2 separate regions of the Homo sapiens genome follow, and region 1 is linked to region 2. Evidence: read pairs that join two places in POLR2A ChIA-PET (ENCODE). Cell type or tissue: CD4-positive, alpha-beta T cell. All regions are shown on one strand. Each heading gives the region's core, and the rest is flanking DNA. Links, peaks and the distances in the headings are about the cores only.

Region 1 (15,039 bases), core at 3,728-11,727, 820 kb after region 2:
CTTACAAATGAGGTGAATGGCAGAGTCAGGCAAGCCCTCTCCTGATGGTTCCAATCATTTAGGGCCCAATATGGACGTCTAAAGTGCCCTGCAATGAACTCGAAATGATAACCTTTTGGGATCCCAGCAATGAAGAACTTCGTTATTATTCGTCTGCGATTTCATAACAGTTGGGATTGGTGCCAAACTTAGGAGCCAGTACTGAAATAGCTGAGCAGGAGGCATGAAATGGTTTTCAATTCAGAAAATAAAGAGCTCCCTCCCCAGTAGAAGAGATGCGGGAATGTTCAGGGAGGAGCGTGAAAAACCCGTGAGTTATAGTACCTCTTTGGGCCTCAGTTTTTCCACACTTTGTTAACTACCTCTTACAGAATATTCATTCTCTGTAACATCTGTTGTTGCAAGGAAAAATCAGATAATGCCTAAAAATGCTATGCATTTCTTGAGGGGGGAAAAAGCTAGAGCCAGAAAATGTATTATTTTGGTTTTGGTTGACCCAGAGATGTGACAGCAGCCACATTACATAAGAAGAGTTCTAAGAAAGCAGAGTTGTCTTCATTTTTTAAACAGAAGAACCACAATCTCCTTTCTGTTTGGATCCTTATACGAATCAAATATGTGAGCAAGAAAGGGCCTACGAAATCACCAATTTTAACTTTCCCCCTAATGCCATTAATTTTTCTTAGAGATATTTTGAGCATGGAGCATGCACAATTCTGCTCAATTTTTGCCATCTAATGAGATCCCAGCCCCAGGTGCTGTGCTTCTACAATAATGTCTCAATGCTAATTACATTTTAGAACAGTTAGGGCAAGAATAGTTCCAAACATACTTGAAGTAATAACTAGTCATATATCCAGAAGGTCAACAGTTCAATCAAAGAGAGAAAAAAATTAGCATATCTTAAGAAAGAATACAAGTGGTTTTGTACAAGAGCTCTCATTTAAGTCTACAAGTGCACTTAAAATACTGATACAGCTAGGTAATTCTATATTTGCCTTTTTAACTCAGTGAAAGCTCCCAATTTCAGGGTGCAGTGTCTGAGAACGAGAAGCATCTGGCAGGTGAAGGGGAGAGGCGTGTTGTTAGTGAAATTGGCTGGAATTTCAGGTTAGGGGTTTGTGCCAGGACTGTGCTGCATGGAGTTGTAGAGAGGGGGGCTTTGGGCTGCTGATGAAGGAAGAGAAACGATGTTAGAGAGCTTTGCACTGGGCCAGGGCTCTGCGCCAATCCTCTGTTACAGTAACAACACAGCGCTAATCCATGAGCACAGTAAATCCCTCAAATAATTGTGTATCAAATCACTACCAACAAAATTACACTCTGCTGTCATCAATGCAGTTTCCATAAAAATGTCTGATCTTTCCCCCAACTTCTCAGTTTCAAAAATGATTTCTAATGAATACCAAAGAGAAGCAATTGGAAGCTCCACCCATTGCTTTCTATTCTACATGACTGAAGTTACCTTTAGTTTAGAAGTGCATCACATTTTAATTAAAAGATAATAATAATTATTGAGTACTTATTATGTACTTGGCAATAGTTACATGGCTAATAGTGTTAAAGAAGATTCCGAAAAAAAAAATCACCTGCCAAAACCATCAAATAAATCATTTCTGCTCCACTAAAGGTAAAGTATTAAAATAATAAAACAGCTCAAGGATTTGTTTTTAATGTGCTAAAAAAGTGGTACTTTTCTTTCTCCAAGAGCCCCGCACTCTGCACAAGAAGTTCCTTTCAGTAAGGGTGCAATGTGACCTGGCATTGTGTGAAACACAGTCTAAGAACTCGTGATTTCATGGGGGAACTAAGCTGGGAATCTAAGAATGACTTTTATAATTTGAACTATAGGAAAACCTTTAGGAAGAAAATCAAGTTATAATGAAACTTATTCAACTCACTAACTTTTAAATAGGATGGGATCTTTTTACATTCAATTTAAAATATAAAACACTTTAAATGTACAGAAAAGTAAAGAGAATAATAATAACCAACTCATCACTGAGGCTTTTTATGAGTCTAATAGACCCTGTTCCATTTCAGAGGGGTCCTACAGTTGCTCAGGTAGGAATTTTTCCAAATTGAAGACCAACCTCTGGGGACAAAGCCTTTTTGCAGGATGTTTTGGGTCCGTGGAATTCTCTCCTTGATCCTCTGCCATCCTAATTGAGCTGTTCCTTCCATTCACTTCCGTTCACGGAGGTGATGAAGTGCTGTTGGGGGAGGGGGCTGTGGCAGATGCCAGGACCACCGCTGCCTTCAGCAGGTCACAGTCAATCCAGGAAGATCAATGCCCACATAAATAATTCTAACATAAGACTGAGTGCTGGAGAGAAAGAGATTCACTTAATCTGGGGCAGAGCTGGGAAGGGAGGGTGGATTGGGGGTTAGCCCTTGGGGTCAGCTAGGATTTGGGAAGGTGGCGATGAGAGGGATGGGGGAGCTTAAGCAAGAGGGAAGGCCTTAGGTCCAGAATGGTGAGCAGGCAGTCCTCAGAAGAGAGTGTATGCTCTCAGCTAAATGGGTGTGCTTTGGCTGGAAAAAATGTTGAGAGGCCCCTAGCTTGTTGATGGAAGCGTCCGTGCCCCTCCCCATTTTCTAATTTTCTTTTCCAATGATGCTACTGAGCCTTGAATTTTTACATATCATCCAGCTGCTTTTTAAACCCTAAAGTCATATAATACAGTAATAATTTACTTTTGAAGAGCATGTTACAGTTTACAAATTGCTTTTTGATACACGTTATTACATTTGACCCATGTAACAGCCCTGTGACACCCCAGGCTCATCTCCACAAGTTCTTTCCTTTGAAAGTAACTTCTGCTTATAGAAACTGCCAGCTATAGAAGTCAGAAAAACATTTCCAATAGCAGTCTTATTGTGTTAGAAGCAGAAGCTGGAATAAAGTCAGCAATCTGGGAGAGACAAAGGAGAGGGCACCAGCATAGACAGAGACTGAGAGTCCCGAGAGGATGACACGATTGTGGCTTTGGAAATGCAGAGTGATGCAGAAGAAAAAGAAGAAAGAGTGTGCTGCAGAAAGCAGAAGGTGGAGCAAGGAACAGGGTGGTGGCTGGCTCCAGGGCAGGGAGCCAGTGTGGGGTCAATGCCTGCTCAACCACAAGTGGGGCTGGGTGTTTACCTTGAGCAGTGCCCCGTGAAACACAACTCAAAAATAAAAAAGGGTGGCTTTCAGAACATGGGGATAGAATAAAATGATTTTATTTATTTATTTCTTTTTTTTCTTTTCTTTTTTTTTTTTTTTTTGAGATGGAGTCTGACTCTGTCGCCCAGGCTGGAGTGTAGTGGTGTGATCTTGGCTCACTGCAGCCTCTGCCTCCCGGGTTCAAGTGATTCTCCCACCTCGGCCTCCTGAGTAGCTGGGATTACAGGCACCCACCACCACATCCAGCTAATTTTTGTATTTTTAGTAGAGATGGGGTTTCACCATGTTGGCCAGGCTGGTCTTCAACTCCAGACTTCGAGTGATCCACCTGCCTCAGCCTCCCAGAGTGCTGGGATTACAGGTGTGAGCCACCGTGCCTGGCCTAAAATGAATATTTTTTTTTATAAGGTTGTGGGGCAAAAGACCATTTCAAGATCTGGGAAGGCAGAAATGCTCATTTCATTTGACGTACGTACGTTCTGTCGCATCCCACAATACCTCATCTGTTGTAACTTTGATAAACTGTTTTTCAGATCGAGTACGAAAGTGGTGCACTTTTGCGACTACTTTATAGAAGCAAAAACAACCAGGACACCATTTTCTGGTTGCAATCTAGTTGGAATAAATCTCACTGATGTTGGATGCATCAACATATCCACTTAGCCTGCTGTAAATCAGTTTACTTTTCTACTTAGAGACATGATGTGAAATGAGATTAATCCAGCTACAGCAAAGTGAGTGAATTCAGTTGAGTAAATCCTTTCCATGGAAAAGAACTTTGTTTTGCAGCTCATTCGAAATGAAAAATCCACAGGACAGTATGATGCCTTCTCTAGAACTGAACAAATGCATTTATCCTAGTTTTATTTAGAGCTAAATTCACATTAGAGCTATCCCATTTGATGGTGTACTCTATTGTTCTTAGGTGAGGGTCACAGTGAAAGCGTTTGCTGAACAACCAAAATGTTTTGGTGGAATTTAGCCTAAGGACTAGTGCTCCAACTAGACTATAAGTGCAGAGAAGATTGACAACTCCTTGGAGAGAGAGGAGAGAGACTAATAAAAACCAACAAAACTGTGTATATTCTTTTATATTCCTCCTCCTTTGTGTTCCATGGCAAAAGGGCAGTCTGCACACAGCTTTTATTTAACAAATACATACTTGGTGGTAACTATTTCAAGCAGGCAAGGCTTGGAGCAGGTCCAGAGGATAATGAGGGGATTAAAAGGTCAGGGAGAGACTCTCAGGGCAACAGACTAATGGAATTGAGATGCTTTAGCCTGGAAAAGGGGTGGCTGTGCTTGGCAGTTGCAGACGGCAGTTTGTGTTCTTTATCATTACTGAATGATAGAAATCACACTGTGTGCAGGGTGGGATGAAAGACACTCGCTTTACATCCCAGGAAGAGGTGTTTAGGGTTAGAAATGGGGAAGAAGCTGTGACTTCGATGGATTATAAGGCACCCACTGGTCTTTAAGAAATCTTTCTCTGAAAATGTTAAAGTTGAAGCGTAGATAATCTTTCTGAAATGATTTAGGTGCACGCTGCAGTAGGGGAATGACCCAGAGGACCTCTCGAGTTCTGTTCCATTTCTTATCCCGTGATTTTTCAGTGGCCACTGTCACTGGCCTACTTCTGGCTTACTTCTGGTCTACCTTTCTCCATAGCTGGGAGCCCTTGACCCCTTCTTGCAAGTCAACCATGCTGTAGACTCAGCACTAAGCCCCTTCTCAGTTGGGAGGGATTTAAGAAGCTCACTCTAGTTGAACACTTGGCTGACTCAGCATCGGTCATGCCTGCTGCTGGCCTGGCTCTGAGGCGCCCCAGTTCTAGCAAGCAGGATTCTGCCTTGTTCCTGAGTCTTCATCTTACTGGATTTACCTGAAATCTGCCTGTGTACTCCTATGCTAATACTTGAAATCCTTTCTTGTTTTCCATGTCTAACACGATTTTGAGATCATACCTGGTATCCACTCTAGAACTGAAGCCTTCTCTCTCTCTATTTCTCCCACACCTCCTTCCACCCCTCCTGGGGCTCATACCTGGTGTCCAGTCCCTGAACATCAGCCCTGTCCTCTTTTTTTTTTTTTTTTTTTGAGATGGAGTCTTGCTCTGTCACCCAGGCTGTAGTGCAGTGGTGCAATCTCTGCTCACTGCAACCTCCAGCTCCTAGGTATAAGCGATTCTCCCACCTCAGCCACCCGAGTAGCTGGGATTACAGGCGCCCGCCACCATGCCTAGCTAATTTTTGTATTTTTAGTAGAGACGGGGTTTCACCATGTTGGCCAGGCTGGTCTCGAACTCCTGACCTCAGATGATCCACCCGCCTCGGACACCCAAAGTGCTGGGATTACAGGTGTGAGCCACCGTGACCGGCCTTTTAGCCCTGTCCTCTAGAGCTCACTGCCTTTGTGCACGGAGTACCAGTTAGCATTGGTCCTAGATGTCTCCTTTCATCTGTGGCTGGATTTTCCATTCCCTGCCACTCACAACCCCACCACCATCACTCCGGCCACTGCTGGTCTATTTGTTCTTTGCCTGGTCATATAGTGACATGCCACGTGACTCTATTTTCCTGTGGCATTCTATGGTTTATGGTCGCACATCTGAGTCTTTATAAATCATATACTGGTGTTTTCCAACCTTGTCACTATTGACATTTGGGGCCAGTTAAGTCCTTGTTGTGGGGGCCCATCCTGTGCATTGTAGGATTCTCAGCAGCATCCCTAGCTTCTACCCACCAGTAGGACCTCTCCCTGCAAACTGTGACAAAAAATGTTTCCTGGCATTGCCAAATGTCCCTGGTGGGAGTGGGGGAGAACCCCTGCTCCACAAGAACCCAGAAAGGCAAGAGTACTTTTTTTCCAGAGACAAGGTCTCACTATGTCACCCAGGCTGGATGGAGTACAGTATCTCAGTCATATCTCATTACAACTTCAAACTCCTGGGCTCAAGTGATCCTCCTGCCTCAGCCTCCTGTAGCTAGGACTACAGGCATGCATCACCATCCCTGGCTAATTTTTAATTTTTTGTAGAGATGTGATCTCGCTATGTTGCCCAGGCTGGCCTCAAACTCCTGAGCTCAAGCAATCCTCCCACCCTGGCCTCCCAAAGGGTTGGGATTACAGGCGTGAGCCACCATGCCTGGTCAACAAGAGTATTTTAAAGCCAGTTACATACACTGAGAAATAGCTGAATATATAAACAGAACATTTGAATCTGGTAACATTTTAACTAAGGACTCTAACCTTTTAATAAACACCAAATGGAAGTTTGTAAGTTTTGTATTACAACATAAGGTCTACAGCGGGTAAAATGGGAGTGAAAATCCCTTCACTCTAGATCTGTTCTTCTCAGATTTTACTGTGCATAAGAATCACCAGGGGAATTTTTTCACAGTTTAGATTCTGATTCAATAGGTTTGAGGCAGGGTCTGAGATCCTCACTTCTAACAGGCTCCCCGGCGGTGCCGTTGCTGCTGGTCCTAGGATCACACTCTGCTACGAGTGCCCAGGCCCTGGATTAAAAATCACGTGAAAGGTTGGGGAGGGGCTACTGGAAAATTAATAATTATAGGGTCACAAGAGCAACATCACAATGTGCATTAGAATGGCAGACTAGAAAAATTTGGATGTTCCCTGCACCTGTCTATAAGGAACAAAAAAACTGCTCTCAGGGATGTGTTTTGAAATATGACATTTCTATGAGCTTGAAATGATAAATATTATACAAGTTACCTGTGAGCTCTCTGCGCTGGCCAGGGATGAAAATCTATGAACTTCTAAGCTAGCTTGGTAAGTCTTTTAAAGGTTTCCAAAAGTCTGACGGAAACCTAAACTATAAGATCTTTGTAGTCCCGTATTACAAACAGAAGAGGGTAGAGTTGAGGATGGGGCTGGGGGAGGTGATGGAGGGAAGAGAGTCATTTTAAATGAGTCTTGCAGATATGCTTTATGGCACTTGCTCACATTACAAATAATGTGTAAAATGATACTGACCATCACGTGATGTTACTACAACCAAAAATCAGATAAACCAGTTATATTTTTAAAATAACTGCAAAAATGAAGTCATTAACTTTCACACGTAGTGATCAGGATAATCAAGTCTTCTGAAAGCTGCTGAGAGCCTGAAATAAACTTTTTCTCTCCTCATCTAATGCTGCCTCTGAGTGACATTTCCTTAGGGTTTTGCAGACATCGAACTCATTGTCGCATATCCTCACCGCAAGGAGGAAATGGCCATTCACACTTATTCCTATCTTACTTAGGAAGATTGAGGCCCACTAGTTTGTCTAAGGATGCAGATTCATCCACGGTTGCAGAGAATTTATGGATAGGAAAGAGACAATGAAGTTCTGGCCCTTTAGAGGCCAGAGATCCATCATGAGATTAGCTGCACCAGCAGGTAAGTACTCACCTGCAGGGAGGGGAAGCTAATACCCTAGCTCTGAAAGATTTGGACAAGTTGTTATCAAAATGATCGAGTGAAATAGAAATAAATGTCTTTACATTTAAACCTCTGTCCTAGGGTTTTTTTTTTTTTTTAAATCAACAGTGTAAGTACAGAATAAGAAAGATCTGGCTGGGCATGGTGGCTCATGCCTGTAATCCCAGCACTTTGCGAGGCCGAGGCAGGCGGATCACAATGTCAGGAGTTCAAGACCAGCCTGACCAACATGGTGAAACCCCGTCTCTACTAAAAATACAAAAATTAGCCGGGCGTGGTGGCGGGCGCCTGTAATCCCAGCTACTCGGGAGGCTGAGGCAGGAGAATCACTTGAACTCACGAGGCAGAGGTTGCAGTGAGCCGAGATTGCGCCACTGCACTCCAGCCTGGGCGACAGAGCGAGACTTGGTCTCAAAAAAAAAGAAAAAAAGAAAAGAAAAAGAAAGAAAGATCTGGCTTAGTAGTAGTGCATGGGAACTCATGGGTTTTAGTTGACCACAATTTCGATATGAGTCAGCAGTGTGACATGGGTGCCAAAAGGGCTCATGCAATCATGGGCCATATTAATAGAAGTATAGGCTACAGATCAAGGGAGGCAACTACCCCATGGTGTTCTGCATCCTCAGATCACTCCTGGAGAGCGTTGCTCCGTTCTGAGTCCCGTGACTTAGGGGAGGCCCTAAGCTAGAGTCCAATCAGAGGCGGGTGCTTAAAATAATGGCAGCACGCAAAACTGCCTCATAGGAGGAGTGGTTACAAGAACTAAGGATATTTATGCTTGAAAAAGAAGACTTTGAGGGACATGATTGGAAGCAGGGGAAGAGCAGGCTATCTGGGAAAAGATCTTGAGGTAATTTCCAGTGGCAGAAGTTTAGTTTCTGGATTCCCCATGGAAACTTCACATGGCTCTTCTGACTCTTTGTTGTTTGCAAAATAAACAGATCTTCAGCAAAGAAGACCCTGTTTCTCCTATGATTTCCTTGAAGTGTAAAGCTTTGTGGATGCATTGATGCCTGCTTGCTAAACCATCTCTCTCAGCCTACAGATGCACCTCCTTCAAGAAGTTCTTTCTAAAAATCTCCATCTTGAGCTGTTTTTTAATCTCCTCATCAGTTTTGCATTGTGGTACCATTTTTTTGTTTGTTTGTTTTTCCTAGTTTCCCAAATACACTGTTCATTCCTTAGGGGAAAGGACCCAATGTTTTTTTTGCTTTTATTTCCCAAAGTGTTCTCAGTACGTCTGCATACCTGTGAGCTAGGGACTGAGTGAATTTCTGCAGACAGTAGCCAAAAGATGAATTAAAGTAATCAGACAGGTAATTTTTACAGCATCTACAAGACGAAGCATTACAGCATGCTTTCTTGATAATAATAACACCTAATTGACCCTTCACTTTATGAAATAATATGATCTGACAAAGTAGGCTGTATCATAAATCTCCCTTACGTCTTACATTTAAAAATGGAAGTTGTGGATCTTTGCTGGAGAAAAAGTCTGCTCTCTAAAAGCTCCATCTTTTTTGTTCCAGGTATTGGGAATTTCTTTTCAGCTAGGGGATTCCTTGACTTCACACTTTCTCCTTCTTTGATTATTTGGATACTTACAGGGTACCAAGTGTCAACTCATAAAATCTTATAGTACCCGGTTTATAAAATGAATTAGTAGTCTATTTAAAAATATTGATCTAGAAAATAAAAATTCCACAAAATGAGTTTGTTTACACAAGAAAGCACCATGTTCTGCATTGTACAAATGAGATATTGTTGGGGGTAGCCACACATGAATCTTCAAAAGTCTCTTGTATAGTGGGTTAAAGAATGGCATAATTTCACTCGAGGACAGAGGAGTCGATGAGGCACAGTGAGTCATCTGTGAGGCTGAGCACAGAACACAGGATACGGGAGCCAAGCTCATGCTCTGTCACTCTCATCACTGGTCAGTATAACCTCCCACAGTCCAGTGACCTGACACGGTACCGAGCAGATGATACTGTCTGCAACAAGTTGATCTAACTCCACTTGCCAGCCTGAAGTTCACTTAGAAAATTTGAAGCACAAAAAGACTGAGACACAGGGGCCCAATTTCCTATCAACACCTGTTAATCACAAATATTAGCACTTAGCTTGGATGACTCCAAAGGCCAAGGGAGAGTGGTGATGTCCTCCCCTAGTCTCAGGACTTCTGCATTCACAGCTGCAGGCCCTCTTGTGAGTCTCCAACTTCCAAGAACAATTCTGGGACATTAAAGGATATAACTGTTCGTAATAAAAAATCAAGGAGAAGGTTTTGTACCCTTTGAAAGGCATAACCTCTTTAGAAGGATAAGGATCTATCAGCCCAAAATAAGCCCATCAGCATTATTTACTTCCATATGACTCCCTGAACTACCCAAGAGGGGTAATAAAATCTCATGGGATGTCTGCCCATTGCAGAGCACAGGGTTGGAGTATAATTGATGTGGACAGTCAGCCCTGCAGCAAGTGAGGCAGCCAGCGGCATGACACCCAAGCAGCCCACAAAGGCACTATTGAGATGTTTGTAGTTTCTAATGGGATTTGGACATTGCAAGGGAATCCGTTAAGAATTGGATGCCAGCTCTTATGCCCTACAGGGAAGGGTGAAGGGTCTTGCCATCTATGGCAGAAAAGGTCATTTCCCTCTGTTCCCAGACCCAGTGGGATTAGGTGGTTTTCTGCAGAAAATCAAAGGGCTTCAGAGAACACACAGTCTAACCTCTCACTTGACTAAGGAAGAAACTGAAGCTCAGGGAAGTTAGGTGACTTGTTTAAGATCACGTGGGTAGCTCTGGTAGAGCCAGAATTCAGCTTTCCAGAAGCCCATCGAGGGCTCCTGCATCTCCAGAATCCTGTGTTTGGACCAGTGTTGTGGAAGGGGCCCAGCCTACAGCGTGACAGGCTTGGTGCTACGTCCCGGCAGACATTAGCAAATTACCTTGAGCAAGTCCCGGAAACTCTCCAAGCCTTGCTTTTCCCACTCTGCAGAATGAGAGGTAAAATCTGTGGTCTGTCTACCTCAAAGATCATAGCCAGATCAAACAAGATAATGGCAACTCTTTTTATTTACTTATTTATTTTTTGAGACAGGATCTCACTCTGTTGCCCAGGCTGGAGTGTAGCGGTGTGAACACGGCTTACTGCAGCCTTGATCTCTTGGGCTCAAGGGATCCTCCTGCCTCAGCCTCTGGAGTAACTTGGACTACAGGTGCGGGCCACTGGGCCTGGCTAATTTTTTAAAAGAATATCTTGTAGAGATGGGGCCTCACCATGTTGCCCAGGCTGGTCTCAATCTCCTGCGCTCAAGCAATCCTCCCACCTTGTCCTCCCAAAGTCAATGAGCCTGTACGACAACTCTTTTTAAAGCTCCATCAGGATCAGTGTACAATAACTCTAGAGAAAGACAATTTTTCCTATTCAGGATATATGGGTGGACACCAGGTGATTTATGATGGATGGACACCAGAATTTCCCACGGAAATTCTGTACAAAGTTGCGTAGGATAAGTGCTAGGCATCGTTGGTTTTTTTTCCCCATTGGGGAGAGTTTTCATAGTTTTCGTTGACATCTTGAATGTGTCTGTGACACTCCCCTTCCCCCACCCACCCCACCACTGCCAGTAAGAACCTATGTGCTATGGATATCAGCGTATTTATGGTCAACTTAAAGTACTGATATAAGGTATTAGATTTAGACAATTTTCTTAGTTGTCTCAATGTTTGGTTGAGATTCTCCTGTTATTCTTACCGATTTAATGATCTATATTTTCAAACAAATCTATTTAGCGGAGGAGAGCCTTTTCAGCTATCAGACTTTACATTTTGTTTTATAAAGGGTTAAACTGTGTGACCTATAAAATGATGAAGAGAAATTTCAAATTACAAGTCAGCCAGGCTTTCCACCCCACTTTGTACTTCCCTTGTAATATTTCCTAGTTATTTAGAAAGAGTTTCTTTAAAATCATATTTAACAAGAGAACTATCTACTTATTATTTACTGAGTTCCTACTGAGTTCTCAGCAGTTTGTTTCTAATATTTTCCCATAAAGCACTAGACAAAAAACACAAATCATGAACCATTTGTAGGCCGACACATTAAGCCCGTGGTTCTAGAAGGCTGGGGGGTGTGGAGAAAAACAAACGAAGAAGTATTATTCATGACCAATTGATCAATTAGGCTGCTTTTCATTAAAAAACATAAAAAGGCAGAACCAATTTGGCAATGACTGTGTTGGAAATGCAAAAAGAACCATTATTAATGCTGGATTTTTTTTTTCTTATTTATTTTTAGTTCTCTTTAGAAAATTACACTTGAGAGCTTTCTGTAATGGCCACTGAAGGAGTGGATAAGATTCAACTCAGCAGTCGAACCCTTTTGTAATGCTAATGAAGGAGCATGGACCAACACCTAGTTTATACAGCTTTTTCTCAATACAGTTTCAGAAGCCACAGGCTGACTTATGGAATATCTGAGTGTATGAGATAACCAACCAGGGAATTTACCTACTAACAACAGTCATCCATCGTCTCTTAAGGAAATCCACCATGGCCTTTTATAAATCTGACAATGGCTTATACTCTTGCGTTTTATGGTAAAATCTTATATAGTACAGAAATGTGAAAAATGAGAGGAAATTTCTCCCTCCTGATTATATCAAAATATCATCTTCCACCCCGAGGCTCTGAGGTCCCAGGTCTCATAACTCCCCGCTTGTATTGTTCCTTTCAGGGATTTTTTCCCCCCATTACTTCATAGTTCTCCTACTCTTTTCTGTTCCAAGTATTTTATGTTCAAGGTTTCTTGTACAGAGCCTTAAGCTATGTAAATGTAATAAGAGTACTTATCTGGGCTTAGTGGAATGCTGTTCTTATTCAGATGAATTAAACCTTAAATGTGTTTGGGTGGCAACCTCCCGGATTTTCAATAACTTCAAGTCTGAGTGTGTGTGAGGGCTACTTCCACTCAGCTCCACTTGTATCACTCCTCACTGCATGTGCCCATCATCAGAGAGAGTGCTCAGGAACCAGACAGCCTGGGTTCAAATCCTGGCTCCACCAGGTACTAGTTAAGTGACCTTGTGCAACGTACTAGACCTCTCCGTACCTCAGTTTCCTCATTGTGAAAAAAGGGTATTATTAGCACTTTCTTCATTGCACCATTAGAAGAAGTAGACGAGTTAGTACCTACAAAGTATTAGAACAATGCTTGGCAAATAACAATAATAACAGGCACTGTTTTAGGAACCTTAAATGTATAAATCGTTTACTCTTCAGAACAATCCCACGAGATAGGCACCATTAGTAATCCCATTTTATAGCTTAAGAAACTGAAGCACAAAAAGAATAACTCGTCCCAGTTCATTCGCTTAGTAAGTGAAAGACTGGGCTCACACCGAGGCTGTCTTGGCTCCACAGCAAGCACTCAATAAACATTACCTACTATTATTATTATTACCTGAACTTATGCACTCAATAAATATTTCCAGCCACTATTGCTGCTGATAATGATGAATTTGCATGTCGAGTCCATCTTCAAAGCGTATTAAAAATATATATGAACTCCAATGAAATAATCAATTTAGGCAAAGATTATTACCTAAAGTCACCGGGTGAGAGTTTGTTGGGAAATAGGATATTGCCACCATGCCAAAGTGTTTATGAGATACACTTTGAGATACCCCCTGAGAGTACTCGCTAATTGCAAAGGGTGAAAAAGTGCCTGTACAACAAGAGATCCTCTGAGCAAGATCACTACCTCAAGCCCTGATCAAACTTGGCATCATGCACAGTGGAACAACCTGGCATTCTGTACCTCCTGATAAGATGCAATATGGAGCACCCAGTGGCACCTTGCAAAAAACGTTCAATCAAAATCAAATCATGCTTTTAGTCCTAACTTGGAGCTTATGAGAAATAAAGTGGGTAGAGGAACAAATTAACCATGAGGCAACAACGAATTCAGAAAGTGGGACCTGGTACAAGAGAACTGGCGTAATCTTTAAAAACATCCAATGTTGAAGAAAGAAGCATGAGACCCAACTGCAAAATATGTTCTTATTTTTAAAAATTAGATTCTTTTTTTAAAAAATGGTATAGAAGACATTTGGGGGACAAATGGGGAAGGTTAAATCTGCACTAGCTATCAGATGATATTAAGGACTTACTGTTTATCCTCTTAGGCCTAATGATGGAATTGTGGTTAGATAGAGGAATGCCTTTATTCTTAGATGAGTACTGAATTATTTAGGAGTGAAGTATTATTTTATCTGCAACTTACAAGTAATTCAGAAAGAAATAGGTATAGATGGAGCAAATACGGCAAAGAGTTAGCAATTGTTGAACCTAGGTAGTGAGTACTAATATTTCAACTTTTCTTTATGTTTTATGTTCAGTTATTTTCTCACTATCTTTTCTTTTCTTTTCTTTTTTCCTCTTTTTGAGACAGGATCTTGCTCTGTCGACCAGGCTGGAGTGCAGTGGCACGATCTCAGCTCGCTGAAACATCTGCCTCCCGGGTTCAAGCAATTCTCGTGCCTCAGTCTCCCAAGTAGCTGGGATTACAGGCGCCTGCCATCATGCCCGGCTAATTTTTGTATTTTGGTAGAGACAGGGTTTCAACATGTTGGCCAGGCTTGTCTCCAACTCCTGACCTCAGATGATCTGCCTGCTTTGGCCGCCCAAGTGCTGGGATTACAGGTGTGAGCCACTGTGCCCGGCTGTTCTTCACTATCTCCTTAAGGTATGTCTTAACATTTTCTTTGGAGAGTATATAAGACTTTTATCATCATGCACTTCGTGATAGTTTCTTTTAATTCTCTAAAATTTTTGTTTATAAATACATATTTAAAAAGAAAACAATCTTTAAAAATTATTTACTGAATTCCTACTGACTCAAGTTTATTGAAACTTAATGTTAACACTGTTGAAGAGGACTTGGTGCCTAGTGCCAGGCCTGGCATATAGTAATTGATCGATAAATGTTTGTAAAATGCTTATTTGTTAAACAGGACCATGCTTTCTTAAGAATTTTTAAGAGAAAAGAAAGGGCAGGCCAGGTGTAGTGGTTCACACCTGTAATCCCAACACTTTGGGAGGCTGAGGCAGGCGAATCGCTTGAGTTCAGGAGTTCAAGACCAGCCTGGGAAACATGGCAAAACCCTGTCTCTACTAAAAATACAATATTAGCCAGGTGTGGTGGTGTGTACCTGTAGTCTCAGCTACTTGAGAGGCTGAGGTGGGAGGATCACTAAACCCAGGGTAGTTGAGGCTGCAGTGAGCTGTGATTGTGCCACTGTACTCCAGCCTGAGTGACAGAGTGAGACCCTGTCTCAAAAAAAAAAAAAAAAAAAAGACTCATGAGGCTGTGTTATTATCATTATTATTATTTATTTTTGGAGATCTGCCCACCT
Region 2 (15,039 bases), core at 4,438-12,437:
CACGCCATTGTACTCCAGCCTGGGCGACAGAGCGAGACTCCGTCTCAAAAAAAAGTCAAAATTCCTGTACAGACCAGCGCCCAGCCTAGCTAAGTGCTCTGAAAGTGTTGGCTATTTTTCTTAGCTATGGCAGAGGTCCTCCAGTGAGGTTGGGGGAACTATAAAATTTTTATTTTGTATGCCTCTGCTATAATTCAACGGTTTTTTATGCCTTTAGATAGGGTTCTTTATTTGACTTAGGAACAAATGTGTTGCTTCTGTATGAATATTAGAATTTAATTCCGATGGGAAAGAGAATAAATTCAGGGAAAAAATATCTTCTCATAAACTTAGCATGTCATTTATTACTTTTTCTTCAAAAATGCCAAAAGCCTGATTCCTCTTGATAAATGGTCCAGAGAGCTTTCCTAGGGCTCTGAGGTTTGTAAAAGCCTCTCACATGGTCCTCCATGTGAGCTCTGTGATTACACCCAAGATCTTTGCTTGGGTGTAATAATTTCATCCAAGTTGCTCTTCCAAGCGTTCAGAGAGGAATGTGAGTTGTTTTTTTTTTTTTTTTTTTTTTTTTTTGAGTCAGAGTCGCGCTCTGTCACCCAGGCTGGAGTGCAGTGGTGCGATCTCGGCTCACTGCAATCTCCGCCTTCCGGGTTCAAGCGATTCTCCTGCCTCAGCCTCCTGAGTAGCTGGGACTACAGGTGCGTGCTACCACGCCCGGCTATTTTTTTGCATTTTTAGTAGAGACGGGGTTTCACCATCTTGGCCACGATGGTCTTGAATGTGATCTGCCTGCCTTGGCCTCCCAAAGTGCTGGGATTACAGGCGTGAGCCACTGAGCCCGGCCGAGTTATTTTTTTAAATCATCACTGGTTCAAGTAGCAAGCTCCCTGGGTGTGGCCTCAGGAGACCTGGGGTCAAGTCCTATTTAGTTGTTTCCTTCGTTCTTTACTTGACTGTCTGGTGGCTTTTGGCAATTGTGTCACATCTTTGAAGCTTGTTTTCTCTTCTTTTTTTTTTTCTGTTGCTTTTTTAATCTGTTTGTTTTTTGAGACAGGGTCTTGCTCTGTCACCTGGGCTGGAGTGCAGTGGTGCAATCACAGCTCACTGCACCTTGAACTCTTGGGCTCAAGTGATCCTCCCATCTCAGCCTCCTGAGTAGCTAGGACTACATGTATGTGCCACCACACCCGGCTAACTTTTTTCTGTAGAGATAGGGTCTCACTTTATTGCCCAAGTTGGTCTTGAACTCATGGGCTCAAGTGATCCTCCTGCCTCAGCCTCCCAAAGTGCTGCAATTACAGGCATGAGCCCCCACATCTGGCCTAGTTTTCTCTCCTATACAGTGGGTGTTTTACGTAACAATCTTGGAAGGATGTTAGAGGATTCAATTAAATTTAAAGAAATTAAAAATAAATAGCCAGGCGCGGTGGCTCATGCTTGTAATTCCAGCACCTTGGGAGGCCAAGACGAGCGGATCACAAGGTCAGGAGTTTGAGACCAGCCTGGCCAGTGTGGTAAAACCCTGTCTCTACTAAAAATACAAAAATTAGCTGGGTGTGGTGGCACACGCCTGTAGTCCCAGCTACTCGGGAGGCTGAGACAGAAGAATTGCTTGAACCCAGGAGGTGGAGGTTGCAGTGAGCCAAGATCTCGCCACTACACTCCAGCCTGGGCAACAGAGTGAGACTCCATCTGTCTCTCTCTCTCTGTATATATATATATATGTTTTTAAATAAATAAATTCAATAATATGCAAGAAAGTGCAAGAGAAATGAGAATATATTATGGTATAGTAATGGTATTCTTATCGTTTGATCGTGTAACAAAAATCTGTTGCTCTGAGTCCTGATCTGTAAGGGGTTTTGTTTTGTAATCCTCCAGCATATCTCCAAGCTCATTCTGGAAGCACGCCAGGTCCAACAGCTGACATCGTATCACAATGAACAGATAATTGCTTTGTGTTTTCGTTTTTTTTTTTTTTTTTTTTGAGATGGAGCCTCACTGTGTTGCCCAGGCTGGAGTGCACTGGCACGATCTCGGCTCACTGCAAGCTCCGCCTCCCGGGTTTATTCTCCCACCTCAGCCTCCCTAGTAGCTGGGATTACAGGTGTGCGCCACCATGCCTGGTCAAGTTTTGTATTTTTAGTAGAGACAGGGTTTCACCATGTTGGTCAGGCTGGTCTTGAACTCCTGACCTCGTGATCTGCCTGCCTCGGTGTCCCAAAGTGCTGGGATTACAGGTGTGAGCCACGGCGCCTGGCCAGGCTTTGTGTTTTCTATTGGCTGTCATCACAGTCCAGCCTGTTTATTTCCATCTGAGGGAAGCAGATTCATTCTCTTATTGTATCCCGTTCTGTCACGTTCACACTACTGAGTGTCACTTTATTAACTGTAAATTCCAAGGGAAAACATCTCTGTTTCAGCAGAGATCTACATTTCACATGACTAAGTGGCCTTTCTAGGGAGGCCACTCTGTGGTATGTTGCGTTCCCTAAGAGACAGGCTTGTAGCTATAGAAACTGTAACCTTGTGTAGCCAATGGTGTGGCAGGGGTAGCGCTGACTTTGTTGATTTCTTTCTTCTTCACTGTGGTTCAAAATACCTGGGGACATTGCTGAAATAACTGAAAGATGGTTCCCCTTCCCCTACTGCCCCAACTGTGTCTTTTGCCCTTCTGTATCATTAGATGTAAAACTCAGGAGATTTTTTATTTTTATTTTTGAGACAGGGTCTCATTCTGTCACCCAGGCTGGAGTGCAGTGGTGCAGTCTCGGCTCACTGCAACCTCCGCCTCCCAGGTTGAAGCGATTCTCCTGCCTCAGCCTCCTGTGTAGCTGGGATTACAAGCACATGCCATCACGCCTGGCTAATTTTTGTATTTTTAGTAGAGATGGGGTTTCGCCGTGTTGGCCAGGCTGATCTTGAACTCCTGATCTCAAGTGATCCTCCCACCTCGGCCTCCCAAAGTGCTGAGATTACAGGCATGAGCCACCACGCCCAGCAGGACCTGGTATCTTCTAAATCAGAGTAGGATTTTGTTTCACAGGTCCTCGAGATTAGGAAAAGAAATAAGTAAAATAAAATAAAGAGGCCAGACAGGGTGGCTCACAACTATAATCCTAGCACTTTGGGAGGCTGAGGCGGGTGGATCACCTGAGGTGAGCAGTTCAAGACCAGCCTGGCCAACATAGCGAAACCCCATCTCTACAAAAAATACAAAAATTAGCCGGACGTGGTGCTGAGCGCCTGTAGTCCTGGCTGCTCCGGAGGCTGAGGCGGTAGGATCGCTTGAGTCCAGGAAATTGAGGCTGCCGTGAGTGGAGATCATGCCACTGCACTCCAGTCTGAGTGACAAAAAGACCCTGTCTCAAAAAAAAAAAAAGAAAAGAAAAGAAATGAAAAAGAGAGAGAGAGTAAAGGGTGAGAGTGCAAGAGTGGATTAAAAAAAGTAATAATAAAGAAAAAAAAGTTTGACTTTGCTGGAATTGTTACAAGAATGTTGTCTCAGGAAGACAAAACAGAAGGTAAAAGCAAGCAAGGGTGAATGATACTGGCAGGCTGCAGACAGACCGTGTGTCCAGAAGGAACTATTTGCACTTTAGAGAAAGGACACCAAAGAAAGAAAAGAGCAGTAATTCCCCAGGGCTGTGTAAGGGAGGGGAGCTGCCAAATCTGGTGGAGGAGAGTATTACAGTCACTAGGGCGGTGCGTCCTGCCCCGAGGCAGGAACAGGCAGTTTCTTGTTTATTCAGCACACACAGATTGAGTGCTTACTGTGAACCAGGTGCTCCGGCTCAGGTGCTAGGAGGTGAAAGGTAAGTAGGCTCTGCCCTCGCCTCTCACGTTTTGGGGAGGCTGAGGCACAACCTCGGAGGAGTCTGTGATTCCAAGTTCACAAAGCCCGCAGGGTAACTCAATATTGCAAAAGGCTGCTGCAGGCCTGAGACCACAACTGCCACAGCCCTCTCCTCATCTTTTTGACTTGTAAGTAATTGTGACTCCTGCAATCCAGGCTAACAAAGTAAGAGAGATAGTTGTTTGGTCCAAATACTCTTAATTGATCCTATGAAATCCATTTTGCTGTGCAAAGGAAGTTGGGCAATATTCTAGTCTAGGCTCGGCCCACAGAGAATTTATACAAGAATCCTATAAACCAGGCCAGGTGTGGTGGCTCACACCTTGAATCCCAGCCCTTCTGGAGGCCAAGGCGAGAGGATCTCTTGAGACCAGGTGTTCAAGACTAGCCTGGGCAACATAATGAGACTGCATCTCCACAAAACGTTTTTTTTTTTTTTTGAGACAGTCTCACTCTGTTGCCCAGGCTGGAGTGCAGTGGCACGATCTCAGCTTACTGCAACCTCTGCCTCAGCCTCCTGAGTAGCTGGGATTACAGGCGCCCGCCACTACGCCCAGCTAATTTTTTGTATTTTTAGTAGAGACGGGGTTTCACCATGCTGGCCAGGCTGGTCTTAAACTCCTGACCTCGTGATTCTCCCGCCTCAGCCTCCCAAAGTGCTGGGATTAAAGGTGTGAGCCACCGCGCCTGGCCCACAAAACATTTTAAAAGTCCAGGCACGGTGGTATTCGCCTATAGTCCCAGCTACTCAAGAGGCTGAAGTAGGAGAATCACTTGAGCCCAGGAGGTCGAGGCTGCAGTGAGCCATAATCATACCACCGCACTCCAGCCTGAGTGACAGAGCAAGACCCTGTCTCTAAAAAAAAAACCAAAAAGAATTTTATAAGACAAAATATCACAGTAATGTTTTCAGCCTCTTCCCGACAGCGACCCTATTCCATCATTCTGGAGACCCACCTTACAACACCCCCTCCCCACCCTCCTTCATGCAAAGGAAACTGCTGACATCCTGCTTGACAGAGCAGTTTGTGGTTTTGTTTGTGTGTATTTGATTAGTGTTAGTCAGGTGACTCAGTCCCTAAGAACCCGACCTAGTTTTACGTGCACCAGAAAAGGTGTGCTCGAGGCCAGATGTGGTGGCTCACGCCTGTAATCTCAGCACTTTGGGAGGCCGAGGTAGGCGGATCACCTGAGGTCAGGAGTTCGAGACCAGCCTGGCCAAGACAGAGAAATCCCATCTCTACCAAAAATACAAAATTAGCCAGTCATGGTGGCACATGCCTGTAATCCCAGCTACTCGGGAGGCTGAGGCAGGAGAATTGCTTGAACTCGGGAGGCAGGGGTTGCGGTAAGCTGAGATCACACATTCCAGCCTGGGCAACAAGAGCAAGGCTCCGTCTCAAAAAAAAAAAAAAAAAAAAAGCCAGGTGCAGTGGCTCATGCCTGTAATCCCAGCAGGTTTGGGAGGCCGAGGCAGGTGGATCACGAGGTCAGGAGATCGAGACCATCCTGGCTAACGCGGTGAAACCCCGTCTCTACTAAAAATACAAAAAAAAAAAAAAAAAGCTGGGCATGGTAGTGGGCGCCTGTAGTCTCAGCTATTCGGGAGGCTGAGGCAGGAGAATGGCGTGAACCGGGGAGGCGGCGCTTGCAGTGAGCCGAGATCACACCACCACACTCCAGCCTGGGCGACAGAGCGAGGCTCCATCTCAAGAAAAAAAAAAAAAAAGAAAGAAAAGAAAAGGTGTGCTTGTCCATTCACTCATGTATTTGACACATTGATTGAACACCTATGCAAGGGCCAGGCCCTATGCAGGGCTCAGAATACAGGGAGGAAGACACAGTCCCTGCCCCCAAGGGACTGGCAACAGAAGGAATCCCTATGGTAAGTAAAGGGACAAACTGAAAAACCATTAAAGCAAAGCTCCTCCTATAACAATAGATTCTGCAATTTTATAAAAAATCACAACTTCTTGTTGCAGGCAAACTCCACCCCACCAACCCCAGGACTGGATCCTGCCCCAGTGGTAGCAGAGTTCTTGACTTGCCTCTGACAGAGAAAATGACGAGGGGGTGAGGATCCAGTGGTCCTGAAGATAATTAATTTTCTCATTGATACAATGGAGAAAACAGAAATTAATATATTAAATATCACTTTTCAGCCAGGTGCTGTGGTTCATGCCTGTAATCCCAGCACTTTGGGAGGCCGAAGCGGGAGGATCGCTTGAACCCAAGAGTTCAAGACTAGCTTGGGCAACATAGTGAGACCCCCATCTCTACAAAAAAAATACAAAAATTAGCCAGGCCTGGTGGTGTTCCTATAGTCCCAGCTATTCGGGAGGCTGAGGTGGGAAGATTACTTGAGCCCTGGAAATCATGGCTGCAATAAGCCAAGATCGTGTCACTGCACTCCAGCCTGAGCAACAAAGAGAGATCCTATCAAAAATAAAGAAAGAAAGAATATCACTTTTCAGCCAAGTTTTCAGAAGATGTTGAGAGTCTTACAGTTGTTAGAATGAAAGCAGTAGTAGCCATTAAACTGCGTGTAAGGACAGATTGTATTAAACTGTGTATAAGGAGAGATTGTATTTATTTTATTTATTTTATTATTATTTTTGAGACGGAGTCTTGCTCTGTTGCCCAGGCTGTAGTGCAGTGGGGTGATCTCGGCTCACTGCAAGCTCTGCCTCCTGGGTTCATGCCATTCTCCTGCCTCAGCCTCCCGAGTAGCTGGGACTAGAGGTGCCCGCCACCACACCCAGCTAATTTTTTTGTATTTGTTAGTAGAGACGGGGTTTCACCATGTAGCCAGGATGGTCTTGATCTCCTGACCTTGTGATCCACCTGCCTCGGCCTCCCAAAGTGCTGGGATTACAGATGTGAGCCACCATGGCTGGCCCTATTTTATTTTTTTAAATAAAATAGAGTTGAGGTCTCACTGTTAGCCAAGCTGGTCTCAAACTCTTAGGCTCAAGCGATCCCTTGGCCTCCAAAAGTGCTGGGATTATAGGTGTGAGCCACCATGCCTCCCAAGGTTGTCCTTTTAGATCTAGTTAAGGATCTTGAGATCACCCTGGATTATACAGGTGGGCCCTATATCCAATGACAAATATTTTTATAAGAGACACATGGAGGAGAGGCGCACAGAGCAGAAGCCCATGTAAAGATGGAGATGGAGATGAGAGTGATGCAGCCACAAGCCAAGGGACACCTGGCGCCACCAGAAGCTGGGAGAGGCAGGGAAGGCTCCTCCCCTAAGGCATATCCCTGCTGACACCTGGATTGCAGACTTCCAGCCTCCAGAACTGTGTGAGAGAAAATATCTGCTCTTTTAAACCACTGAAGTGGGGCTGGGCACGGTGGGTCCCACCTGTAATCCCAGCACTTTTGGGAGGCCGAGGCCGAGGCGGGTATGTTGGGTAAAAGCTGAGTGTTGGGAAAAAAGCTGAGGCAGGGCTTGCATGTCTGACATAATGTAAAAGAGTCTTGGAACATGTCTGGGGTCCAGGGTCTAAAACCCCTCGTGGCCTTTGGAACACCAAGCTCTGTGCTAAAGGGTGGAAGGCTGCCCCGCCACACCACAATCTAAACCCAGGGCATAAAAGCTCTCGTGGCTTGGATGGAATCCAGGGCTCAGGGCATAAAAACCCTCGTGACCTCTGGAATGTGTCTAGACTTGCAGGCTCCTTGCTTCTATCACTCCCATTATCTCAAGTAGCAGAACATGTTCCATATGCTTCAAACAAAATGCTAAACCGTCACGGCCATAGATCATGCGCTTGATGCACTGCTTCCTTTCAACCCCCACATCCTCACCACCTGCTTCTTTGATCACCAATAAACAGCTCGGGCTCCCAGCGCTCAGGGCCTTCGCAGCCTCCATACTAGCGTTGGCCTGCGGTCCCACTTTCACTCTTAACTTGTCTTGTCTCATTCCTTTGACTCCCCCGGACTTCGTTGCCCCCACAGCCTGGTGTTGGGTCTGATCACCCCAACAGGGTGGATCACCTGAAGCCAGTCGTTCGAGACCATCCTGGCTAACATGGTGAAACCCCATCTCTACTAAAAATACAAAAATTAGCTGAGTGTGGTGGCAGGCAGCTGTGATCCCAGCTACTCGACTGGCTGAGGCAGGAGAATCGCTTGAACCTGGGAGGAGGAGGTTGCAGTGAGCCGAGATCACACCACTGCACTCCAGCCTGGGCTACAAGAGCGAAACCCTGTTTCAGAAAAAAAACAACAAAAAATCCCACCAAAGTTATGATTATTTGGAAGGCAGCTATGCTCGCTACTGTACCACCAACGCCGCTGGGTTATGGTTGTTACCGAAGTGCTAGGAAGCTACTACATGAATCGACATGCATATGGAAATATCTACAGCCTTTTCTTTAACATGTTTAACTTTTCCCCCATGCCTTTGCCATTACCTTTTTTTCAGAAGGACAGAGGCAGGCTGCACACGGTGGCTCATGTCTGTAATCCTAGCAATTTGGGAGGCCGAGGTGGACAGATCACTTGACCCCAGGAGTTCGAGACCAGACCGGGCAACATAGCAAAACCCCATCTCAAAAAAAAAAAAAAAAATTAGCCAGGCATTGTGGCCCTCCTGTAGTCCCAGCTACTTGGGAGGCCAAAGTGGGAGGATCACCTGAGCCTGGGAGTTCGAGCCTGCAGTGAGCCGTGATCACCTGGGTGACAGAGTGAGACCCTGATTCAAAAAAAAAAAAAAAAAAAAAAAAGGCAGAGGCAGTCCAGGCTTCAGCCAGCCTGTCTCATTTAAATGCCAATTTGGTCATTTCCTAGTTGTGTGACCTTAAGCAAACTACTTAATCTCTCTGAGTCCCCATTTCTTCATCTGTAGAATTTTTGCATTGGTATTAAATGAGACCGTCATGTAAGTGTTTAGAATTGTGTCTGGCATATCATTAGCAATACACATAAGTGGTAGTTTATGCATTCTCTCCTGTTCCTCAGTGATTTCCTGTCCTCATCAGAATGCTACTTCTTCATGGTAATGAGCCAGTTTTGTTCCTGCCTAGATTTTTAAAAAACTCATTATCACTTGTGATTCATTTACCTCATTATGCTTTTAGGCTATTAGAATGGGGAAAATGTCACTCAGAAGAGTATGAACAAACCAAGCCCCATGGAATCTCACTTGATAGCCAGGGCTAATCATCAGAAAAGTCAAAAGATCAGCCATTAGCAAAGTAGAGAGACAAAGAACCCGATTTAACTAATAAGCACTTCAATACCCGTGACTTCTAACTGACTCTCTCTCTCTCTCTCTCTCTCTCTCTCTCGACTTTCCTTTGAAATTTCAAAGGGTATGAATAATTTAATTGATTTTCAAAATAATTGACTTGTTTTTGACAAGCATGTGCATGTTTGCTTGGTTTGTGGTTGAGATGGACCAAAAGAGACAAAAGGATTACTAGGTTTAAGGAGCCCCTGTCTATCCTGTATTTCAAATTTCAAAGACAGTATTTGTTCTTAAAACAGTCACTGCTTCCCTTGCTTTGAAGGAATTTAAGAGTATGTCTTAGCTTACAAATCACTTAGCAGCCAGGCGCGGTGGCTCACGCCTGTAGTCCCAGCACTTTGCGAGGCCGAGGCGGGTGAACCACCTGAGGCCCGGAGTTCAAGACCAGCCTGACAAATATGGAGAAACCCCCCGACCCTACTAAAAATACAAAAAATTAGCTGGGCGTGGTGGCGCATGTTTGTAATCTCAGCTACTCGGGAGGCTGAGGCAGGAGAATCGCTTGAACCTGGGAGGCAGAAGTTGCGGTAAGCCGAGATTGTGCCATTGCACTCCAGCCTGGGCAACAGAGCGAGACTCCATCTCAAAAAAAAAAAAAAAAGAAAAAAGAAAAAATCACTTATCTCTGAACAGCCAGCACACTGGCTTCTTCACTCACAATTATTCCTCATTCAGATCCTAGCAATTTCAGAAAGTGTTGAGTTTATTACTAGTGCTTGGCCTCTAGGGCTCTCCTTCCACACTGCATTAGTAGCTGAACTGTCTGCTTTGTCTACAGGGCCTGCTTATCTTGCGATTGGACCATCTTCTTTTCCTTTCACTTTCACGGTCTCTTTCACACGAGTAGGAAAAAAAATGGAAAGTATATATATAGATACATACATATATATATATAGATACATACATATATATAGATACATACATATATATATATAGATACATACATATATATAGATACATACATATATATAGATAGATACATACATACATATATATATATATATATATATTTTTTTTTTTTTTTTTTTTTTTTTTTTTTTTGAGACAGAGTCTCTGATGCCCAGGCTGGAGTACAGTGGTGTGGTCTCAGCTCACTGCCACCCTGCAACCTCCACCTTCTGGGCTCAAGCTATTCTCCTGACTCAACCTTCCGAGTACCTGAGATTACAGGTGCGTGCCACCATGCCTGGCTAAGTTTTGTATTTTTGGTAGAGACAAGGGTTTCACCGTGTTGGCCAGGCTGGTCTCGAACTCCTGACCTCAGGTGATCTACCCACCTTGGCCTCCCAAAGTGCTGAAATTATAGGCGTGAGCCACTGTGCCCAGCTGGGAAAGTATTTTCTTCCCAAGCCCATATCTTTAACACATTTGCAAAATCAAGCATCCCTAATGGTTTACCTTGGCGTGGCTAGAAGTCTTGATTTATATGATATTAGGTTTCCTAAAAGAGGGAAACTTCCCTGTGGCCCTCACCTAAGGGATTTAGGCGTAATTCATGAAGCAAGTTTACAATAAAAAAAATCCCTACCATTGCATACCAAAAAAAAAAAAAAATGATGGTTACGGTCATACCAATGGCATGTTTAAAACAAGACTTAATTGGCCAGGCGCGGTGGCTCACGCCTGTAATCCCAACACTTTGGGAGGCCGAGGCAGGCGGATTACCTGAGGTGAGGAGTCTGAGACCAGCCTGGCCAACATGGTAAAGCCTCGACTGTACTAAAAATACAAAAATTAGCCAGGCATGGTGGCACACGCCTGTAATCCCAGCTACTCCAGAGGCTGAGGCAGAATTGCTTGAGTCTGGGAGACGGAGGTTGCAGTGAGCCAAGATCACGCCACTGTACTCTAGCCTAGGCGACAGAGCGAGACTCTGTCTCAAAAAAAAATACATAAATAAATAAAAATAAAATAAAAAACAAAGACTTAACTGTTGCACTGTGATACTGTGACATCTGGAGGCCCATATTTAGTGTAACAGGTGAATTACTCATTTCGAAAAAAACATTTTTATGGCTCTGACATTGGTAAATTCTGACATCTCTCGTTGATCTGGTAGGCTGTGATTGGGTCAGTTTTCAAGATGCAACAATGAAAGGCTTCATGGTGACACCTGGTCCGAATCTCACCGAAGCCTCAGGGCCAGGGGCCAGCCATTGCTTCACCTGGACTGAGCCCTTTCCATGGCGCAGATGGCAAGTTAAGGATGGGGGAAGGAAAGGGCGAGAAAACTAAAGGAGAAGGAAGATGAGGGTGGCAGAAGAAAGGGGACCAAAAGATGCAAACATTAGGGCAAAAACATGAGGGTTGAAGTGAAGTCTTCAACCAAATCCAGCATATAAAAAATCTCAGTTTGGGCCGGGTGCCATCGCTGACACCTGTAATCCCAGCACTTTGGGAGGCTGAGGCGGGTGGATCACCTGAGGTCAGGAGTTCAAGACCAGCCTTACCAACATGGTGAAACCCCATCTCTACTAAAAATACAAAAAATTAGCTGGGCGTGGTGGCAGGCGCCTGTAATCCCAGCTACTTGGGAGGCTGAAGCAGGAGAATCGCTTGAACCCCGGAGGCAGAGGTTACAGTGAGCCGAGATCGTGCCACTGCATTTCCAGCCTGGGTGACAGTGCAAGACTCCGTCTCAAAAAAAAAAAACAAAAAAAAAAAACATGCTTGAGACTTTAGAAACACTTCTCTCAATAACTCATGGGTGGAAGGAGAAATCATGATGGATATTTAAATTATTTAGAATTAAGTGATAATGAACATGCCTCATATCAAAACTTGTGAGATGCCTTAAGGTCATACTTAAAGGGAAAGGTATGGCCTTAAATGCTTATAGAAGAAAGGCTTAAAGGTTAATGAGAGATTATGGGAGGTCGAGGCAGGTAGATCACATGAGGTCAGGAGTTTGAGACCAGCCTGGGCAACTTGGCAAAACCTGTCTCTACTAAAAATAGAAAAATTAGCTGAGTGTGGTGGTGCGCACCTGTAATTCCAGCTACTCGGGAGGCTGAGGTAGGAGGATTGCTTGAGCCCAGGAGGCGGAGGTTGCAGTGAGTGGAGGTTACAGGCACCCGCCACCAAACCCAGCTAATTTTTGTATTTTCAGTAGAAATGGGGTTTCACCATGGTGACCAGGCTGGTCTCGAACTCCTGACCTCAGGTGATCCACCCGTCTCGGCAGCCCAAAGCGCTGGGATTACAGGCATGAGCCACTGGTGCCCGGCCACTTTTTTTTTTTTTAATTATAAAATTCTTATTGATTTTAAATTTTAAAAAAATCTTTACTCTGTGCCTATGATTACCCAGGCTGTTGCTTTTTAACATATGGTGAGTGTCCTGGACACCGCCTGTCTGTTGCTAGCTGCTGCCATGGGATGAACCGCCGGCCAGGCTACACTGATTTATACAATATTAGGTTTCCTAAAAGAGGAAGGCCTACCTGTGGCCCTCACCTAAGAGCTTTCGGGGCAATTCGTGAAGTAAGTATACATAAAAAAGATTCCTACCATTGCATACCAAAAAAAAAAAAAAATGGTTACCGTCATATCAACGTCATGTTGCCAGGAGCCCCAGGTGCTCCTGCACGCCAGGGCCCCCGCTCCGAATGCTGCCCATTGCATCGTTTTCCACCTCCCTCTCGCCCGGAGCCTCTTCTGAACCCTTCTCATTGGAATCCCTTTCAATGGCAAACCTCATTCCTCATTCTACTCCCTGAATGCTCTCTCCTGGTCCTCATTCTTCCCTTGGAACACCGCCCCCTGGTATCGCTCTTGGAAGGCTATTTCTCATTCACACCTTTCAGACCTAGAGGTCTAGGGGTGAGGTTTGCCTCCTCCAACACCTCCCACAACCGACTACCCCTCTGTTCCACCTCCCACACGAAGCCTCCCTGGCCCTACCCTCTTCTCCAGCCCCACCGCCTCTGTCCCACTGTCCCACTTCAGACCTTATCACGCTTGATCTTGATATTACAAGAGCCTCCTTGGTCCTCCTCCACCTGCAGTCCAGGTCCTCCTTTCCTTCTCCACACTTCTCCACACAGCAGGCCATTCCCAGAGGGATCTTTTTTTTTTTTTTTTTTTTTTGAGACAGAGTTTCGCTCTTGTTGCCCAGGTTGGAGTGCAGTGGCATGATCTTGGCTGACCGCAACCTCCACCCGCCAGGTTCAATCAATTTTCCTGCCTCAGCCTCCCAAGTAGCTGGGATTACGGGGTCATGCCACCATGACCAACTAATTTTTGTATTTTTAGTAGAGACAGGGTTCCACCATGTTGGCCAGGCTGGTCTCGAACTCCTGACCTCAGGTGATCCACCCTCATTGGCCTCCCTAAGTGCAGGGATTACAGGCATAAGCCACCGTGCCCAACCCCAGAGTGATTTTTCTAGAAGCACAGATTGTCCTGGCCCTGTTCCCAGTGGCTTACCTTTCAGGGAGGTCTCCTTTACCTCCCCTGGGCAGTTAGGTGGTCGCCCCCTCCGGCTCCTCTAGCACCAAGGCAAACCTTGGTCACATTACCTGTCACATCCCTGGCACATCTGTCAACTTTGAGGAGAGGAAACAGGTAGGTGTGGCCATGCAAGGTGAGACCTGTGGATCCCCAGCTTCAGCAGCACACGAGGGCTTGTTAGGAAGGCAAAATCTGGCCAGGCGCGGTGGCTCACTTCTGTCATCCCAGCACTTTGGGAGACCGAGGCAGGAAGAGTTCGAGACCAGCTTGGGCAATGTAGTGAAACCTCATCTCTACAAAAAAATGCAAAAATTAGCTGGGCATGGTGGTGCATGCCTATAGTCCCAGCTACTCAGGAGGCTGAGGTGGGACGATCAACTGAGCCACAAGAGGTGGAGGCTGCAATGAGCTATGATTGTGCCACTGCACTCCAGCCTGGGCAATAGAGAGACCCAGTCTCAAAAAAGAAAAAAAAAAAGAATTTTAATTTGCATTTAACAAGGTCCCAAGTGATTTGCTTGCACTTTATTTATTTAGTTTTTTTTTTTTTTTTTGAGACGGAGTTTTTCGCTTTTGTTGCCCAGGCTGGAGTGCAATGGCACGATCTTGGCTTACCACAAACTCCTCCTCCTGGGTTCAAGCAATTCTCCTGCCTCAGCCTCCCGAGTAGCTGGGATTCCAGGCGTGCGCCACCACGCCCGGCTAATTTTGTATTTTTAGTAGAGACAGGGTTTCTCTATGTTGGTCAGGATGGTCTTCAACTCCTGACCTCAGGTGATCCACCTGCCTTGGCCTCGCAAAATGCTGGGATTACAGGTGTGAGCCACTGCTCCCGGCCTTGTTTGCACTTTGAAATTTGAGAAGCACTGAATACTGAAGAGAAGCATCAGCAAGGTGAGGGGACGATTTCCAAGTTCAAATAATTTTCATTGCCTTAGTTTGGGAGAGCTTGGGGTGAGAGTGGGTGAGGACAGCCAATTGAAATGACCTACTGTAGGCTGGGCATGGTGGGTCATGCCTGTAACGCCAGCATTTTGGGAGGCCGAGGCAGGCAGATCACTTGAGGTTAAGAGTTCGAGACCAGCCTGACCAACATGGCAAAACCCTGTCTCTACTAAAAGTACAAAAGTTAGCCGGGCATGGTGGTGCATGCTTGTAATCCCAGCTATGTGGGAGGCTGAGGCAGGAGAATTGCTTGAACTCAGGAGGCGGAGGATGCAGTGAGCCAAGATCATGTCACTGCACTCCAACCTGGGTGACAGAGCAAGACTCTGTCTCAAAAATAAAAAAATAATAATAATTGAAATAACCTACTGACATCCTAGAATGAATAAAATCAATGCAAGCTTTGAGGCTTAGATCTGGAAGAGATCCTATTATTCTGGAAACAGCTGACAGTTTCAGATTGATGCTGTGCTGCAGTGAATAAGGCAGACAGATGCCAGGATATGTCAGCAAAAGACCTGTCACAG

The links. ChIA-PET counts read pairs that join two places held together with the same protein. Peaks named below come from ENCODE experiments on the same cell type or tissue, not always from the same donor. Only the 100,000 strongest peaks of a DNase experiment are listed, where the experiment ranks them.
Region 1: POLR2A ChIA-PET joins it to region 2 with 5 read pairs; 1 of 35 experiments calls an interaction of 5 or more read pairs at or near these places.

What each region holds. Positions count from the first base shown.
Region 1 is chr22:39,903,417-39,918,455 of GRCh38, reverse strand. All of the region lies in intron 1 of GRAP2 (GRB2 related adaptor protein 2), which reads right to left. Among named protein-coding and RNA genes, the nearest start is that of GRAP2, 9.9 kb to the right of the region's middle. RefSeq lists an enhancer at 7,965-8,274. In CD4-positive, alpha-beta T cell, for the core only: no CTCF peak of the experiment used is centred there; DNase peaks (open chromatin) are centred at 8,145, 9,495, 10,595, 11,215 and 2 weaker places; H3K4me3 peaks cover 5,921 bases; H3K27ac peaks cover 4,048 bases.
Region 2 is chr22:40,721,560-40,736,598 of GRCh38, reverse strand. No RefSeq gene overlaps it. Among named protein-coding and RNA genes, the nearest start is that of MCHR1, 50 kb to the right of the region's middle. RefSeq lists a silencer at 5,126-5,284 and enhancers at 7,603-7,652, 7,723-7,802, 7,130-7,853, 7,854-8,578, 14,112-14,725. In CD4-positive, alpha-beta T cell, for the core only: no CTCF peak of the experiment used is centred there; DNase peaks (open chromatin) are centred at 4,918, 7,678, 9,398, 9,878 and 1 weaker place; H3K27ac peaks cover 3,686 bases.